Linked DNA regions of Mus musculus: region 2 is linked to region 1. Evidence: chromatin loops called from intact Hi-C (ENCODE). Cell type or tissue: gastrocnemius. All regions are shown on one strand. Each heading gives the region's core, and the rest is flanking DNA. Links, peaks and the distances in the headings are about the cores only.

Region 1 (2,928 bases), core at 334-2,833:
ATTCTCTTAACATATGGTTGAGAAGAAAAAAAAATGATTGCAGCCGAAGGTCCCTTCTACAAGACTGCACACAAGACATAAGTCGAGTAGTATTGAAATGGGTAGTCATCTCACTAAGTAATTGTTAAGATTATGGAGTTGAATATTGGAATGCCCCCAGTCGTTCCACACCAAGATAATAGCCATTAGGTATTTGTTGACCTAGCTACTACTCTTTGATCATTCGAATGATATTAGAAAAGTAAATGACCAGTTTTCATGTTAAATATTGGAGACTGGCAATGCAAAAGTTTTCCTCCAGGGTCTGGAGAGCTGAAAGCTCTTGATCATGTGTTAGGTGATAACTGGCTGGGTATGGACTATTACAAATAGAAATGTATCTTTAGATATTTTTTCCCTTTCTCCTGAATGCGTGGTGAAATTCATTGTGAAGTTATGAAATACTGTTCATGTAACCTAGTTGTGGTTGAATCAAGGCTCCTGCTACTTCTGTTTAAGCTTTCCCTCCTGAATAAATACCGGAGTTCTTTCATAAAGTCTTACTAGTCTTATTAAAGTTTTCATTTTAAAAAGATGAAAACAATGGAGAAACACTGACAATTTGGAAACAGATGTTAACAGAGGTCTCCACCTCACAGACACCCTTCCTTTCTGTAGTTTCCTGACAAGTATTGTTCTTTTCTTAGGACAGACACATTTTGCCTCAAGGTGTATTGACCTGCCCTCAGACTGCATCAGTGCTGTCTTTTAAATTCTTTTTCATAGAAAAGATACGAGTTTAAACACTGCATTTTAGCATATGTAATGTAAACACTTGAAGCATCTATAAAAGGAAAGTAATTGATTTGGTTGTTGAAACTGCAAGCTTTGATATTGTTACCATAAAAGCTACCTCTAGCAAGTGGGACTGGATGAGAATGCTTTTCTGTAATTTTCTACTTGAGCCACGTGTGTTTTACTTCCTAAATAGTTGAGTCCGAAAGGAAGTTAGCAAAAATTTTACTTAGAAACCACTTTTTCTATTGAAGTTTGGATGACAGGGAGAATAAATCTGATTTAAGTGAATCTCTAGGGTCTTGGATTTTTATTTATATTCTTTGTAAGTAATTGGAGAGTTGTAGGAAACCAAGAAAATTGATCTCACATGCATGGATAAGTTTACACAGCAGTGTTCTGATCTGAGGAGTGGATTTTCACGTTTTATGTTTTCTTTTTTGTTTTTCTCATTTTGTTTATTATGACAGTCTCAGTCTGTAGCCTGCTCTGGAATTCACTGTAGCATCAGCTGTTCTCAAACAAAGGCAGCTTCTTGTCTTAGACTTCTGATTGCTGGAATAGCAGACGTAAAGCCACAGATTTAGCAGGAAAGACAGGGTTTTTAAGGAAAAAAGTTTGTATAGTAAGACTCTGAGAAATAAGGAGGACTTCACATATGTAGAGTGCCTGCTCGTTATTAGCTCAGGATTACAAGGTAAGCTTGACCTAGATGTTAGACATTCTTACGAGATGAATTTCCTTGCTTTAAGAGTGCATTTACTTATTTGTGCGTGAATGTGAGCACACCAAGACATGGATAGGGAAGTCAGAGCACAGTTTCTGTGTGGATCTTGGGGCTTGATGAACTCAGGCCAACAGCTTGGCAGCAGGCACCTTTTCCACTGAGGCGTCCTGCCAGTCAGTCATTCCTTGCCCTTTCAAACCCCTTCCTGGAATCATGAAGAAACCAAACCAGTTAGTTAAGAGACAGAAGCTTAAAGTTGTGTACAAATAATCTTAAACACAGGCCACATATGAACAGTTTTAAAATTACATTGGCTTGTATGTAAATATGGTAAGATTCTTCAGAATATACTCAGCTGTTAGCATAATTTGTCATGAGGAAAGATCCAGAAATAGGCTGGTGTTTATTTTTTCCTAGCACAGTGATTAAGAAATGTTGGCATTGGTGCCTCACTTATTCTCTGTGCTTTCCTACTTTGATCCAAGTTACTTTGGTATCAGGCAAGCAGATTTCAAGGTCACTTGTTAATTTAAAGTTTTGCTAACTTCTCTGCATAGGGTTTTTTTAAAATTTTTTTTTAGCAACTTATTTAAAGGAAAATTAGCCTAACTCTAACAGGCTTAATTTTAGAGGATTTAATAAAGTAAAATTAACACCCATTAATCCTAGGATTTGAGAGGCTGGAGTGGCAGGAAGATTGCAGGAGTTGAAGGTTAATCTGGGTTATATAGTGAGATTGGTTTGCAGAGCCCGACTGTTGCCCCAAACTGGAATAAATAAATAAAAGTAAGGTAATAATGACAATAAAAATACAGGAACTTATTTTTTTTGAGGAATTTGATTTTTATTCAGACCTAAAGTTTAAGTATTAATCATGATGATGTGTGTATAGAGGTGTTAATAATTATACATTAAAATATTTCTGGAGAAATTGAAGTTCTAAAAATATGCATTCAAATAAAATGCTCATTAATCTATATTTGTTTATAATTTTTCATGATGAAATTAATATATGTACGGGCTTTTGATACTTAACCTTTTCCCCCAGTCTTTGGTGGGAATTGGTTGGCAATGATTGTCTGCATCTATACACTGTTACATCAGTTTATTATACATAGTAAGATGATTGTATAATGCTACTTAATGACATCTTTATGTACTAGTAGAACACTCCAAATTTGTAGTATAGGACACATTATTTTCTATACTCCTGTATGATGTGATTGTGTTTTGATATGCTTAGTATTGAAATATATTTCTGTAAGATTGCGCATAGATTGTGCATAAAAGGTAGTAGGTGAAACCTTTGCATAATAGGTGCCAAAGGAAGAGGTTAGGCACATTGGTGGGTAAATGAGATTGACTTCTGTTGTGTAGTTCATGTTCATTTTTCTGTATTCTGTCCAGGTGGTAATCCTAGCATCTCT
Region 2 (2,928 bases), core at 125-2,624, 360 kb before region 1:
CACAAGCCTGTCTATTATGATAGGAAAGTCACAGAATGCCCAGCTATGACACTTTTCAGGAGAGGTAAGACCCTAAGGAGTAGGGGTCAGAGTAGATAAGAATGCAGAATTATAAAAGTTAAAACCTCTTTTTCTTCTGACCGAAATGATACAATGGAGGTCATCACAGATTCACATGTTAGCACATTTTAAGTATCAAAACAGGTTGTAATTCAATTTGTCAATTTAAGACAAAAGCAGATTCTTTGACAAAAATGTTCATTCCATAGATAGAGAACAATTCCAAAACTAATAATAGGTAATTATCCCAAATCACACAGTTATCATGTCACAAGAAACCATAAAACCAGGACATAAAACTTACATCTTCTGATGGCAAAACTAATTCTGTTTCTAACCTCTTGCCCCCAATTTTTTGGCCATTTTACCATGAAGTGAGGCCGGAATGGAAAGGCTTTTAGTTAGACCTGTTAGTTTCTGTTAGACTGCTAACTTCCATTTTAGCAGACACTTCCCATTTCTGAGTTTCCTTTCCTCATCTATAAAATGACCAGGCCTACAAAGCCCCACCATATTCCCAGCCACAAATGATGATTTAAAGACAAGGAAAGGGTCCTGACTTACACTGCAGAGCGCCTAATCCCTTTGGCTGCACACAGCCTGCCTTTAACTGACCCAAGTTTTTTATTCATTGGTCTGAGAATACCAGTCCATGGATTCTCCAAGGCAATGTAAGGGCTCCAGTTCTGTGACAGAGTGAAACTAATAGCAGGTACAGAGCAATGACGTTTTCATCTCTGGGCATGTTTAGACATCACTTCAGTGACCCTTGTCCCACTTCCCTGATCAGGCAGTGGTTGGTACATATGGTCCACAAAACCCATAACTCAGAAATGGAGGTTATTTTCTACAAGCACATATCTTGCTGTTTTGAACAGAAAGATCATTTTCAAAGTATGAACAAGACTATTTCATCACAGCCAGCGACAGAGACAAGAAGCCACTAAATAATGGCTAAGAGTCACAGCAAACACAATAAAAGCAAAACCATCAAGCAAACAAACAAACAACATCAACAACAAAACTCTTTACAGCTCTACGGAGGAAAACTAGAAACTGGTATGCGCTAAACAGAAATTCCATAAATCTACGTGGGGACGAACTGATGGTGTGCACAGTATGGACGGATCTCCTTCCACTGTCTAAAGAACCATGCTCTCTGCAAGACCAATCAGCACTGGGTGACACTGTCTAGCTTCCTTGAGTCGTCTCAAGGTTTGCAGAGCCTATTAGGCAGAGAGGGGGAATTCAGTCCAACCACACCCCCTGACTTACTGTATTCACCTTTCCCCTTTCAGGCTTGCCTCTGTGGAAAATAGTCTATCTATAGACATGTGATGGCGTGTCCTCTTAAGTAAAGCTCTCGGGGTTCCCACTGGCCGAAAGAGGAACCTCCACATTCATGGGGGCACTAGAGAGAGAAGGGATTTTTGAGGCAAATGTGACTCTGACCTGAGGAACAAATCTTAATAGAAAACTAAAAGGGATCAAATTGCTAAACTTCCTCTGAGTAGGAAGTTACAGGCATTTAAAGGAATTCAAATATTCATCTGTTAAGACATCCTCTGGCATGCAACACAAAGTTCAGAAATGCAAATGCACAGAAAACAATGTGGGGGAAATCAACTGATGTAAAGTGACTCAGAATTAATCCAGAACAACACAACGGTAGCCCCTGGGAACCTGACAGACATGCTGATTCACAGGGAAACTTGGCCAGGAACCAACAGTTGAAGGTCTTCTCTAGCTTGTACACGCACATATGCATAGACTTCTGCACACATGGGTTGGGTACATCATCCTAACACACATCCACACATCTGAACACACACACAAATAAATGTTTAAAAAATTAAATATGACCATATTGATGAACACTTTATACGTGATGAGACTATACACCACAATTGAAAGCTAGGAATTAGCACACTGTTAAAAAAATGAAGAGCTTAATATGAAGAAATGCATATCACATATTTTAAAAATTGAATTTAACATGGTAACATCAACCACAAGAAAGCTGTAATTGCTTTATTAATTTTTAGACAACTAACCATCAATATAGGCAAAGATCATTACCCAGTGATAAACAGTCAATTAATCAAGAAGACCTAACCATCTTAAGCATCTCTTTTATCAAATAACAGCACTAAAATATATCCAATTATATCTGTATCGAATTTGTGTGCTGCTGAAGAGTGATTCTACAAGTCCAGAGACTTAAATATAAAGTGTAATGGGCCGTGAGTATAGATCAGTGGTAGAGTCAGGAGTAAGGCTACATTCAAGTCCTAGCATGCACACCGTAGGAAAAGACTCTGTCTTAGTTACTCTTCTCTTGCTGTGATAAAACAACATGAGCAAGGGAGTAACAGTCAATCATGGTACAGAGGCATGGCAGAGAATGGCAGGCATGGTGGCAAGAGCAGGAAGTTGAGAGCTCCTATTTCAAACAGAAGCACAGGCAAGAGACTGCTATGTTGAAGAGGTGGAAGGCTTTTCTTGTGAAAGCCAGCTCTCTGAGACTACTTCCTCCATCAAGGCTGGACCACCCAGAACTCCCCAAACAGCACCACTAACTGGGAAATAAGTGTTCCAAAGCCTGAGGCTACAGATGATATTTTTCATTCAAATGATCACTGGCTCATTACTAATTTTACAACCACTTTACATGACAAAATCCCCCAAGGCTTCATTTCTATAGCTCAGGCCATAGCTAGGTACAAGTAAACTAGGTACCAAGTATAAGGATGGAAAAGTATCTATCTACCTCAACACCTAGCCCGTTGATTGGTACAAAGCAGACACTAAAACCCTCATTTCTCTCTTCTTGCCTATGTCTGTTGACAGACAACTCTGAAACAAGGA

Evidence for each region. Peaks named below come from ENCODE experiments on the same cell type or tissue, not always from the same donor. Only the 100,000 strongest peaks of a DNase experiment are listed, where the experiment ranks them.
Region 2: it touches region 1 in a loop (2.5-fold over the local background); 1 of 42 quality-filtered maps calls a loop at or near these places.

The regions. Positions count from the first base shown.
Region 1 is chr12:40,219,123-40,222,050 of GRCm38, reverse strand. All of the region lies in intron 1 of Ifrd1 (interferon-related developmental regulator 1), which reads left to right. Among named protein-coding and RNA genes, the nearest start is that of Mir1938, 2.2 kb to the left of the region's middle. In gastrocnemius, for the core only: no CTCF peak of the experiment used is centred there; a DNase peak (open chromatin) is centred at 1,639; H3K4me3 peaks cover 2,500 bases; H3K27ac peaks cover 2,500 bases.
Region 2 is chr12:40,583,542-40,586,469 of GRCm38, reverse strand. The region is part of intron 1 of Dock4 (dedicator of cytokinesis 4); the gene reads right to left. Among named protein-coding and RNA genes, the nearest start is that of Dock4, 140 kb to the right of the region's middle. In gastrocnemius, for the core only: no CTCF peak of the experiment used is centred there; no DNase peak of the experiment used is centred there; H3K27ac peaks cover 1,096 bases.